Regions from separate parts of the Homo sapiens genome. Here regions 1 and 2 are each linked to region 3. A link is a contact called in ENCODE Hi-C or POLR2A ChIA-PET data. All regions are on one chromosome and are shown on one strand. Each heading gives the region's core, a stretch centred on a gene start or an enhancer-like site at or near the end of the contact. The rest is flanking DNA. Distances are from core to core; before and after follow the strand shown. Region 1 overlaps RREB1 (ras responsive element binding protein 1). Region 2 has its middle 21 kb from the start of RREB1. Region 3 has its middle 74 kb from the start of LINC03055.

Region 1 (4,348 bases), core at 1,173-3,672, 390 kb after region 3:
TTATATATGTTGGGCGTTTAGTGAATATTTGGTACTGTAGTTTCATTATGATAATACTTGGGTATCAAAGCAGTTTTCAGCATATGTTAGTACTCTGAACACTAAAATAGACATACTTCTGGTATAATTTAGAAAGCTTTTCTTTAAGAAGGGCTGAAACTTCTCTTTTCAACCAGATTAAAAAAAAATATGTAAGTGTAATATCCCATTCCATGATCATTCCACTTAATATGCTTTTCACTCTTGAGAGTGCACCTTGGTAAGAGGCCCATAATCTTCCCTCCAGAGTGGAGATTTTCCACTAGATAAGACATGGAGAAAAAGAGCGGATATTTACAAATCTGTTTATTGCAGCAGAATGTCTGGGCTACCAGTTCCCCCCAGTAGCATTATTAAGCTTTCACCACATAAGCTTATTGATTGATTAAACAAATTTAGCCTTTCTTTACATCTCGTTGGCTGGATTTGAAACCTGGGTGCTTTTGTTTTTACTTCAGTAGTGGTTTAAAGAAGGGCGACATTTTCTTTGGTGCTTCTGAGTCCTCTGATAGCTCCGCCTAACTTTTCTGGCCAGGGCTGATAAAGGATACTCCCTGGAATGGTCAAGAGCCTCAATTTCTTCATCTTTAGTGGGGGTAACGTTTACTCACAAAATCCGTTAGAAGGATTAAATGCTGTAACATATACTCAAGCCTCTGGCTCACGTTAGGTGCTCAACAAATTGTAGTTCAAGGCCTTCCTTTCTCCTCTCCCTTAAGATATTTAACCCAGCAGTTCCTTATACATACTAGTTCAGCAGATGGATTTACTAAAGTGAGAAAATAGACTCCCAGCTTCTTAACAATTGGGGCAACGTAGACTGCATTCTAAGAACCCAAGAACCTGGTAACAGTGCTGTGTATCATGTGCTGAATTTCCATGGCCAAGTTGTGCAAATCCTTATTATTTGAACACTTGCCTTTTTTTCTTCTTTTTTGATTGCTTGTTCTATGATGTTTACATATATATGTGTGTGTGCTTGGGTTTTGTGTGTGTGTGTGATTTTTTTGTTTTGTTTTGTTTTGTTTTGAGACGGGGTCTCACTCTGTCTCCCAGGGTGGAGTGCAGTGGTGCCATCATAGCTCACTGCAACCTCAACCTCCCAGGCTCAAGCGATCCTCCCACCTTACCCTCCCGAGTAGCTGGGACTACAGGCACACTCCACCATGCCTGGCCTATTTTTATACTTTCTTAGTGTGGATTTGCATTAATACTATTAGATGAGATTCTGTGGTTCTTTCCAGAATTTTTACTTTGCATTTTAGAAATCTGTGAATAATCGAAAGCTGCCACTATCCTCTGAGAAAAAGGGTAGGCAAGTGTGATCTGTCACTGAATTTTATTCTTCAAATTAGATAAAAAGTGTAAGAAAATTATCAAAGCTAAAAGTTGGCCAATTTTAATTGACAGTCTCTTGTGTAGCCTGTTTTTTATTTGCTAGACTTGACCTTCCTCAAAACATTTTTCCCTTTTACTTTGTGTTTTTTTCTTTTCTAATACCCTTTAACAATCAGCACAGCTTATTTTATATATATGTGTGTGTGTATATATGTATGTATGTGTGTGTATATATATATATGTATGTGTGTATATGTGTGTGTGTGTGTGTGTGTGTGTGTGTGTGTGTGTATTTTTTTTTTTTTCTTTTTTGAGATGAGGTTTCACTCTTGTCGCCCAGGCTGGAGCGCAATGGCACAATCTCTGCCTCCTGGGTTCAAGCAATTCTCCTGCTTCAGCCTCCCGAGTAGCTGGGATAACAGGCATGCGCCACCATACCCAGCTAATTTTGTATTTTTAGTAGAGATGGGGTTTCACCATGTTGGCCAGGCGGGTCTCAAACTCCTGACCTCAGGTGATCCGACCACCTCAGCCTCCCAAAGTGCTGGGATTACAGGCGTGAGCCACCATGCCTGGCCTATTTTATATTTTTGAAGAAATATTTGAAAAACCTCTTGTGGCCGATGCTTACTTTTGATTTAGAATTTCTCTCTGAATTGAATTGACCAAGTTCATGTTCAGTTATGCCAAAGAGCATAACAATCATAAAACTGTCCAAGTGGACACTGTCCCCTCAGTGGACATGTTAAGCAACAATCAAGCCTTTTTCGTCCTATCACTGGTTCTCAAATTTATGATCTGGTTCATAATTAGTTTTTTATCATTTGGCCAACTGGATGCTAATATTTATAACTTAAGTTTTCTTCTGTTTTAGCAGAGTTGTTGTCAGTTTGTGTTTTGGAAAGGAAATGCAAAATAAATTTTATCTTTAATGCAAGCAGTACAGTATTTTTGACATATCTTGTTGAGGTATTTCAGCAGCTCAGTCTTACCGGGTAAAACTGGTGGATGGCAGCAGAATCTGGAACATCGTGCTTGCCCACACTTGAACAGCAGGCAGTGGTGAGAGTGAGAAATTAGGTTAGGGAAGGTTAGGGATGGGCTTGCTGGGGGTAGGATGACTAGCAGAGAGCTGGCCTCTGCTCCGGAATGCAACATGCCCAGGTGTCCTCTCCCACCATGCCCCTCGTCTGATGCACTGAGAACTTTGAACAGGTCCTGAGTGTGTGTCCGGTTTAGTTTCATAACTCGAAAGTAGCAAAGTCAAGAGGGAGCCTGACTTCCAGCATTAGATCACAAAATGAAACCTGCAGGGAGCTGGCAGCATTTCCACCGTAGCACTTCACAGGGCTTTATACCTTACATTTTTCCGCCTTTGTTTAAATATCCAACCTGTCCGACCTGTTCGGGCTGAACAAGCTGGTGCTAGCAAACACTGAAGCGTGCCCACTCACTGTCAACCTTTTTCTGATGTGTTAAGGAAGGTGATTAGTGGCAACATTGTCCCCCCCCCCCAACCCCCATCCCACCCTCCCCACTGAAACATGAACAGGAAGCACTGAAGTCTTAGCCTGTGTATTCATGACACGGATCCTCATCTCACCTTTGGCATGTCTGTGTGCCTGTGGGCCATCCTCAGCTTCTCTTGGGGCTCTGGGATGCTTAGTGGAAAGGTTGTTGGCCTTCAGTGGAGACAGATTTTGTATTTCCTTAAACCGGAGATTCAGTTGCATAATGGGTTCATTGGTCCTGTGGTGTCAGCACTTAATTCTTCCTTTTCATGCTTATATAACCCAGCTTGCTCAAGAGGACTGCTGTTCCAAGTTTATGGGTGGGAAAACTGAGGTCTGCCATGCTGCAGGTTCTTCTGGGGCCCTCCTCTCCAGTTTCTGTTGGTAGATGGTGTACTGTTCCTCCCTCGACATCTCTGGAGAACAGAGGCCATGTGTGCACCATGTCCATCCGTTTTAGATAAAAGTGGCTATAGACGGCCTTGGTCATACAGAAGGGCTCTGTCGCCTGGTTGGTCTTGGGAGGTGACATTTCTCTTTGGATTCATTTATATTCATTCTCTCTCCAATCTTGGTTCCCCTTTCCTTGCCAGCAGTTTCTCAGTGGCCCGTAAGTAATATAACACAACATCCCCAGAGTGGGTGGCTTTCCTTTTTCACTACGCTGCTTCTTGCACTCGCCCACGGCACCTTCCACTTCCCTTGTGGGCGCATGGCCGACCATCTGGGATGGCCCCACCCGTGCATTTCTTGTTCCTCTTTTGGAACTGGCTGAGGAGTAGCAGTGACTTAGCACTGCCCTATCATGAAGATAGTCATCTCTTCCTCCTGCACAGAAAGTGAGTAAGTAACTAGGTCCTGCCTTCTTGAAGACACCTCAAGTGATCGCCTTTCAAGCTGAAGTGGGAAATGGCCCGTGACTTCAGCACTTCCCTCCTCCTACAGAGCTTAGGTGTGGGGATTGGGGTGTATGATTTTAGTCGTTGCCCTGGGAAGCTGGTCTCTGGTGGCCGGCGATGGCTTCCCTCAGAGGGGACAGCTCTGGGCTCTTGAGATCACTTTGGGAATGATGACTTCAGTTGGGGCACCATCACCTCAGACTGTAATATGGGGATATTCAGCATCCCTGCTGGGAGAGGCCAGCCATGAGTGTGGGGATTTGGACCCCAGGCTGCATGTAAATGTTGAGGAAACTGAGGGAGGTTAGCCTGGGGAAGAAGAAGAGGCCATGGCAACACAGCAGCTGCCCTGAGGTATCTAAGGCCTGTCCGTGGGAAATGAGAGCCTTCCACTGATGTCTCTGGACTCACCCAGGAAGGTCCTAGCTGGCCGATTATAGCTCTATGTTAATGAGAGTTCTCTTTGGGTGAGAGGAACATCAATTCATCCAACTTCTGAGGTCTTTTGTTTGTTTTTAAGAATGTCTGACTTTGTATGGACATATTACTATGTATTTTTGT
Region 2 (3,847 bases), core at 18-2,517, 280 kb after region 3:
TTCCAACTTCATAATCCAGATTTATTGAAAATGCAATGTTTTGTTGCTCTGAAATTCACTATAAATGGGTTAAGGAGGGCCGGGCGCCGTGGCCCACGCCTGTAATCCCAGCACTTTGGGAGGCCAAGGAGGGCAGGTCATCTGAGGTCAGGAGTTCGAGACCAGCCTGAACAACAGGGAGAAACCCCGTCTCTACTAAAAATACAAAATTAGCCGGGCGTGGTGGCACATGCCTGTAATCCCAGCTACTTGGGAGGCTGAGGCAGGAATCGCTTGAACCTGGGAGGCGGAGGTTTCAGTGAGCCGAGATCACACCACTGCACTCCAGCCTGGGCAACAAGAGCGAAACTCCATCTCAAAAAAAGAAAAAAAAAAAATAGAATGGGTTAAGGAAACTGGAGGAGACCAGGTCTACAAGGGGTATCCTTAGCTGCTTGGAAGACAGAAAGGAAAGACAACAGAGAGGTAAATAAAAGCAATGCTTCAAGCAACTTGAGATGCCAGAACACCTAGAAAGACCCAAGGCGGATGAAAAGCCCCAAGGGATATGCAAGCCTGGGGGGCCATCTGGGTGGTTTGCATCCTAGCCCGCTGACCTTGGAGGGGCTTTCCTGTCTTTCCCTGATTTCTTTCACTGCTGAAGAGGCTGCCCTCAAAGCCTGGAGCACTTGGCAGGGTTCCAGGGATCTGTACCAATGCCATGCCTCCTGATGACAGAGCAGAGGCTGGTGATGCTAGCTCACAGCCATGTGGCCTTGGCCTTGTCCTGCCTCTCTCTGACAGATGCTAGCATCAGTGGATGCTTTTGAGTTTCACATAGAAGACTGCTGAACTCTCAATTCTTGGGGTCAGGAGGTCTGAATCTAAGTCTCAGCTCTGCTTAGCTTTGCTGCTCTGAGTAGCTTTGGACTTTCAGCAAGTCACACATCAGCTTTCAGAATCCCAATTTCCCAATTTATTAAATGACTGTTAGACTCATTTAATAGGTGGGCTCTGGGTCCTTCCCCCGCTGGCCGGTATGCATTTTGAAGTCACCTCACCAGGCCTCCTTCAAGGCAGCACCACCTTTCAGGGTCAGTACCTAAGGCACAGTCCCTAACTACCAGCACCTCTCAGACTCTGATCTGATTTTGAAAAATTGTAGTTTTGGAAGCCTGATGTCCACAACCATGACCGAGGTTGCTCAAATGACTCTGATGAGTTTCCAGCACACCCTACACCCTGGCTGCACCCACAGCGACCCCGTCAGCCCAGCCTTCCTCAGCTTCCATCTGTGCGCCTGCTCCTCTTCCCCTGCACTATCTGAGAATTAAAGACGCATTCTTAATGAATCTTTCACTTTCAGTGTGTTCTTCCTGAATGAGTCGTAACTTCCATTTTTTTCTAGCTTCGCTCTCTGATCTCAAGGGCCACATCTAACAGAATTCACGTGTTCGATACAAAAAAAAAAAAAAGAACAGGAGGTTTCCACCTCTTTTTATTAATCAGAATGATTTCAGTTTAAATTAAATGTCCCACACAGAATTCCTTTAGAAGACTAGAACTGTTCATTAGAAAGTGAAAGTAGCTGATAATCCTTTTTTAAATATGAGGGGGGAAAAAAACTGGCAAGTCATTTAAACATCTTTCCTCTGGTAACTTACAAAAAATAAGCAAAATACTTTAATTTTGTCACTTTTCTTTTTCCCTCCTTTTGCCCACAATAAAGATGTCATAGAAGCTTTTCCATTCGTGCCGGACTCCTTAGGTTGGAGAAATAATTGGCTTTTCCTGGAGAGAAGGGTAGTGACAGACTGTGTCTGAGGTATTCTCTTGCAAATCCCTGAGGGTACTGAATAACAAAGTCTGTCTAGCTTCCAGTCTGCAACTCTTCTCGCTTTCCTTTGAACAAGGGCAGTAAGTTGCTCTTTTTCTGCCCAGCTCTGGCACTGAAAAAATCCAGTAGGTGGCCAAAGAGCCTTTAGAAGACTAAAGGCAGCTTCAGAGAGCCATTGGACCAGATTTTAAAAAGAAAAGTGTGCTTGTATCTTTGTATTGCAAACAATGCTGGAGGAGCTGAATGGTGCTTCAGACCTTGGGCTTAAAGACAGGTGACTTATTTAGGCCCCTTACAAATGGGCATGTTTGACTACAGCTAAATTAAGTTCTCAAAATAATCCCTGAAACTGGAGCTTAGACTGTTGAAGCAAGTACTCAGGGCAGACGTCTCAGGCGTACTCATTTTCACCTTTCATTTATGACATGGTGTCATCCTTCACAGCTCCACAGAAAAGCTCCTCCAGTGTTCTCTGTGAAACAGGAAAGAACTCTCTATGCACCAGATAAGCCAAACCCCTGGAGTTCCATGGGCTGAGAACTTTGCCCTTCATAAATTACTTCTGTGAAAAGTTCTAAGCTGAGGAGATGGCAATAAAGAAATTGCTCTGCGTTGTTTTATGGTTCCAGCATTCGGTTTCCTGTGGCGTCCCGTGGTCTTTGGTTTGAGTCATGAGAAGAAGCCTGAGAAGCAGGTATCACCCTGCTCTCAGCTAGGTATGTAGAACTGGCTACGGTACTGTGGACATCCCATTTGCCCAGCCACAGCTGTGTGCTGTATCACTGGGATGCTCTGAGTGCAAGGTGCATCTTTGAACGAAATACTAGATGTGACTGGTGCCTTCAGCAGTCATGTGGCAATTTTTAAAAAAGTGTGGTAAAATATAAATTACATACAAATTGAGCATCTTAACAATTTTTAAGTATACAGTTCAGTGGCATTAAGTATATATATGCACAGTGTGATACAACCATCATCACCACCCATTTCCAGAACTTTCTCATCTTCCCAAACTGAAACTCTGTACCCATTAAACACAAACTCCCCATTCCCCACCCCCAGCCCCTGGCAGCTGCCATTCTACTTCCTGTCTTGTTAAATTGGAGTGCTCTGGGTACATCATATAAGTGGAATCACACAATGTTTTTCCTCTTGTGACTGGCTTATTTCACTGAGCTAACGTCTTCAAGGTTCATCCACTTGTAGCATGTGTCAGAATTTCCTTTCTTTTTAGGGCTGAATAATATTGTATTGTATGGATAGGTCACATTTTTTGTTCATCCATTCATCTGTTGATGGACACTTCAGTTGCTTCTCTGCCTTTTGGCTATTGTGAATAGTGCTGCTACGAACATGGGTGTACAGATGTCTCTTCAAGTCCCTGCTTTCAGTTCTTTGGGGTATATATCTAGAAGTGGAATTGCTGAATCATATGGCAATTCTATTTTTAATTTTTGAAGACCTGCCATACTTTCCATAAAGTCTACAGCATGTTACAATCCCACCAGCAGTGTTTAAAGGTTTATATTTCTCTAGAGCCTTGCCAACACTTGCTATTTTCTTTTTTTTTTTTTTTTTATAATAGGCACCTGATAGGTGTGAGGTGGGGTCTCATTTGGCTTTTCTTGCATGCTCCCATACTCTTTTATTATAGATTTATAAGAGTATTAATATCTAATACTCCTTTCTATAGTTCTTCAGGAAAATTTTATTTGCTATTCTCATCTGCTTGTTTTCCTCAGATGTACTTGGGAATTATTTTTGTTATATTTCTCCCTGTACAATATTTTATCCAGTTAGGGTTTTGATTGGAGTTGCATTTAAGATATAAATTAATGTAGAATGAACTTCTTAAAAATAAACTTTTGGTCTTTCTATCTAAATCTTCCTTCATCTCTCTTCTTATATGTAGGTCTAGGTTTGTTGTTTTTCATTTATTCGTTGTAGACAAACCTTCCTGAATTTGTTGCTTTGTGAATGAGGTGTTAAAATTGTATTTTTGTAATGGTTATTGCCTTCCTATAGGAGTGT
Region 3 (4,084 bases), core at 761-3,260:
TAATGAACAGCGACCACTTACCTCACAATGTTCACAAATGGGCGCCTGCCCCATCTCGTTGTGTCAGCTCTTTGGGGAAAGATTTTTATGCTTTTGGAAGTTCATGAGCACATAGAAATGATCATAATTTTCACTGCAAGAGAAGAAGTTTTCATTTAACTCCTCCTTCATCTGCTTGGTAAATTAAAACACACACTCAGAGAGAGACAAAGTAGATTAGTGGTTGCTTATGGCTGGTGGGGGGAGGGGCGAGGCAGTAGGAGAGGGGTAGCTAAAAGGGCTTCTGATATTCTACAGCTGACTGTGGTGATGGTTGCGCATATCTGTGAATGCATTAGAAATCATTGGCTTATAGACTTTATTTATTTATTTAAATATTTATTGAGACTGAGTCTCACTCTGTTGCCCAGGCTGGAGTGCAGTGGTGCCATCTGGGCTCACTGCAACTTCCGTTTCCCAAGTTCAAGTGATTCTCCTGCCTCAGCCTCCTGAGTAGCTAGAATTACAGGTGACTACCACCATGCCTGGCTAAGTTTTTTATTTTTATTAGAGACAGGGTTTCACCATGTTGGTTGGCTAGGCTGGTCTTGAACCCCTGACCTCAAGTGATCCACCCACATCAGCCTCCCAAAGTGCTGGGATTACAGGCATGAGCCACCGCACCCAGCCTGGACTTTAAATTGACCAATTGTGCGGTGCATAAATTACATCCCACACAAACACACACAACACATGTTGGCAAGGAAGCACCATAAGAGGACCCTGAGTCTCCCCGTGCTGATGGTAGGGACTAGAAAATAGACCATCCACACGTGGTCCTAGGTGAGGTCAGGAGAGGTTTAAGGTGGTCAGAGAGCAGGGAGAGCCCTGTGGCAGAAGAAGTGGCAGGTACAAGGACTGGAGGATGGGAGGGGCCTCATAGGGAAGGAAGGGCAGGGTCCTGCTTGGGCAGGTGCACCTCTCTTGGTTGATCTCAGGGTCTTAACGGTAGATCACCAACCAGGTCATCTCTTTCCAGGCTGAGGTGTGCAGAGATTCCTGATAAGGAGGGGACCTGGGGCCAGGCTGCCTGCTCCTAGCACAGGGTTCTTGCCTACCACCTCTCTCTCCCACCAGCACCAGAAGTGCCAGGGGTGGGGGCAGGTCGGGGGGGTGGGCAGCGGATCTCAAGGCTTCTGGGAAGTGAAAAGTATATCTTCCTCCAAAAATTTTAGATACATAAATAGAGCTTTACTGATTCCAAGAGATAGTATAGTGAGATTATTGCAACGAATTTAAAAAAAATCATGATTTGGATCTTAATTTGGCAAACTCCCAGCTGTGTGACATTGGGCAGGTAAGTTATGTCTAGACTTCACTTTCTTCATCTATAAAATGGGGACAGAGATTATGCCTTCTTCATCGAGTAGTTGTGGAGGTTCAATGAGAATATGAATTGGAAACACTTAGTAGAACACCTGGCCCCTAGTAAATACTCAACGAATGTCAGGTGGTGTTGGTCTTCATCTTTATTGTGTGAGAAGGATGATGAACTCACTGAACATATGAGGAAACTGAGAGGCCAGAGTGGAAGCCAGGACTGTCATGCAGGTCTCTGACGCGCTGTCAGTTTCTGTTCTGCAGGCTGTGAGCTGATTTGTACCTGGGAAAGCCAAAGTGTTCACATAGACTAAGTCAGAATAAGCTCCTCCAACTCGACTTGATCCTGGGTGCAGAAAATGCTGGAAGCCTGACACAATCACAGCCCAAAGGGAGCAAATGAAAAGAAATCCTCTGAATGAAATTTGGGGTCTCACTTCGGGCAGCACCCACCCTCTGCAAAAGGGAGATGTTTCCACAGCTGCTGATCCTGGATCCAGAGGCAGCACTCCCTCCACGAGGGACACTCGGGCATTGTAAACTCAAGCATCCCTTTGTTTTCCATTCTTCACTCAGACATTCCTGATGACTAACTAGGGATCAATATAAATCACGTCATTGTGATCTCGGGTCTTTTCCTGCTAAAGAAAAGTAGAGAGTATAAGGAAATGACGGTGGTTTGAAAACAGAAAGCAAAAGTACTCCCTACAAAAGTTATCTGGAGCTATTAGGAAAACAAGGAAGAGGCTCCTGGTGATTTGGAAGCCGGGCCAAGGTCTAGGATGCAATTGATGTCAATAGGTCCTTTGCAGGTAGAGGGACAGGTGAGGTCATAGTCTGACGTCTGTTCTTACAGGGCTCCTCCCTGGAAATGACTCGCTCTCTCTGTACTCATTTCCTCTCAAGGCTTTGTTCCAGCAAGGGTTTCTTTTGAAATAGGAGAATCCCAGGTGGCACAGGATGGGATGGGGTCTCAGTGGGAGCAGTTGCTGCAATTGCGAAAGAGGAGGAGGAGGAGGAGGAGGGGAAAGAGGCAATACTTCCAGCCTCCAGGGAAAATCTCTGTGCTTGCTGCCTTATCACAGTGACTGGGTAAGCCCAGGGATCCAGTAACGAAGGAAGGAGGTAGGGGGTGGCCAGGACAATAGTTCAGTTGTTGTCCAAGGCACGCCCTCATCACCTTCGTCATTTCTCTTTTTGAGGCAGAAATCCACCCTCAGATGCACACACAAAGCTGTCATTAACAGAAGCTTCACGTGCACCCCGGAAAGCAAAATTGGGCACTCGGCTTCAAAGGAAACGGCTTCTTCCTTCACAATACTTCATCACTAAATGGTTGTCTGGCATGTTTGTTTTTTCAAATGTCCACATTTTATTTGTCCAACTGATTGTCTCTTTATCAGCAGCAGCCAGGACCACAGCTGAACTGTTTGTGAGTTGGTAGTTTATAAAATCAATGCTAAGTCTTTGCTAGTGTTTCTCTAACACGCTCATTTGTATTTATTCGTCTCAGAAGTCAAAGAAAAAAACACAACATACAAAAGGCAGAGTGGTGCTTTTCTATGTCAATATGTGTTTGAGGACTTTTCTAGCTAATTGACATAAACTCGACAGCTAGACCAGATGACAAGCAAGAATATCCATCCCATAATGAGGCTTCCGGCACTGGCTTAATCAAGTAAATCCAGAAAACAAGGCTCAAAATTACTTGAGAAAGGTTTTAATTGTTTTTGCATCTTTTCTCTTTTTTCTTTCTCTTATTTTAGAAAAATTATTCTTAGAGGTAGAGTCTCAATACACTTCCCAGGCTGGTCTCAAACTCTTGGTCAAGCAATCTTCCTGCCTCAGCCTCCCAGGTAGCTGGGACTATAGACCTGAACCACTGTGCTGTTTTTGCATCTTAAAGGCAGAGCTCTGAGGGAGAGGTGGATCCCAAGCCTGTGGGTTCACCTGCTCTAAGAAATCAATAAGTCAAGGGAAACATCAAAGGGCATTACACATATGGGCTTTGACGCCAGGCCGACCAACTTCAATCCAGGTCTAAATGAGGGTTGAGCTTCTCTGAGCCTGTTTCTCATTCCATAAAATGGGAGTTGCAATTGTACCTACTGCATACAATTATTATACAGTAAGTATTTAAAACAGTGCTCAGCAAACATGAAAGAACTCGATGTTGAAGATAAATGTGTAGTCCACCTCCTCAGTGTGACAGATGCAGAAAGTAAAATTCACAGAATTTGTGCAAACCTCAGTTAGTTCAGTCAAGTCCAGAACCCAGACTCCTGACTCATAGTCCAGTGGATTTGAAATTTTTTTTAATTATTATTTTTTATTTTATTTATTTATTTATTTATTTATTTATTTATTTATTTATTTATGTTTTGAGACAGAGTCTCGCTCTGTCACCCAGGCTGGAGTGCAGTGGCACGATCTCGGCCCACTGCAAGCTCCGCCATTCTCTTGCCTCAGCCTCCCGAGTAGCTGAGACTACAGGCATGCGCCACCACGCCCAGCTAATTTGTTTTGTATTTTTAGTAGAGAGGGGGTTTCACCATGTTGGCCAGGATGGTCTTGATCTGACCTAGTGATCCACCCGCCTCGGCCTCCCAAAGTGCTGGGATTACAGGTGTGAGCCACTGCACCTGGCCACGCCCAGCTAATTTTTGTATTTTTAGTAGAGACGGGGTTTCACCATGTTGGTCAGGCTGGTCTTGAACTCCTGACC

What was found. A loop is a pair of places that touch in the nucleus more often than their neighbours do. ChIA-PET counts read pairs that join two places held with the same protein, here RNA polymerase II (POLR2A). Pooled maps may share reads with other maps.
Region 1: a pooled map shows a loop between it and region 3 (2.0-fold over the local background). The contact joins two enhancer-like sites. A Hi-C loop is called at or near these places in 1 of 168 maps with a recorded cell type or tissue (gastrocnemius medialis) and 1 of 50 pooled maps. POLR2A ChIA-PET finds 5 or more read pairs at or near these places in 2 of 52 experiments (H1 and T-cell).
Region 2: a map of naive thymus-derived CD4-positive, alpha-beta T cell shows a loop between it and region 3 (4-fold over the local background). The contact joins two enhancer-like sites. A Hi-C loop is called at or near these places in 1 of 168 maps with a recorded cell type or tissue (naive thymus-derived CD4-positive, alpha-beta T cell), 4 of 37 single-sample maps with no recorded cell type and 7 of 50 pooled maps. POLR2A ChIA-PET finds 5 or more read pairs at or near these places in 3 of 52 experiments (activated B cell, activated CD4-positive, alpha-beta T cell and activated CD8-positive, alpha-beta memory T cell).

Annotation. Positions count from the first base shown.
Region 1 is chr6:7,198,614-7,202,961 of GRCh38, forward strand. The region is part of intron 6 of RREB1 (ras responsive element binding protein 1); the gene reads left to right. Among named protein-coding and RNA genes, the nearest start is that of RREB1, 93 kb to the left of the region's middle. RefSeq lists enhancers at 2,423-2,717, 3,482-3,631, 3,682-3,731. Within about 2 kb of position 2,423, at least 21 of the 41 ENCODE cell types and tissues checked have a DNase peak (open chromatin) inside an H3K27ac peak, as active enhancers do.
Region 2 is chr6:7,085,369-7,089,215 of GRCh38, forward strand. No RefSeq gene overlaps it. Among named protein-coding and RNA genes, the nearest start is that of RREB1, 21 kb to the right of the region's middle. RefSeq lists an enhancer at 695-784 and a silencer at 2,562-2,631. Within about 2 kb of position 1,268, at least 19 of the 41 ENCODE cell types and tissues checked have a DNase peak (open chromatin) inside an H3K27ac peak, as active enhancers do.
Region 3 is chr6:6,809,326-6,813,409 of GRCh38, forward strand. No RefSeq gene overlaps it. Among named protein-coding and RNA genes, the nearest start is that of LINC03055, 74 kb to the right of the region's middle. RefSeq lists enhancers at 1,553-2,752, 2,141-3,082. Within about 2 kb of position 2,011, at least 19 of the 41 ENCODE cell types and tissues checked have a DNase peak (open chromatin) inside an H3K27ac peak, as active enhancers do.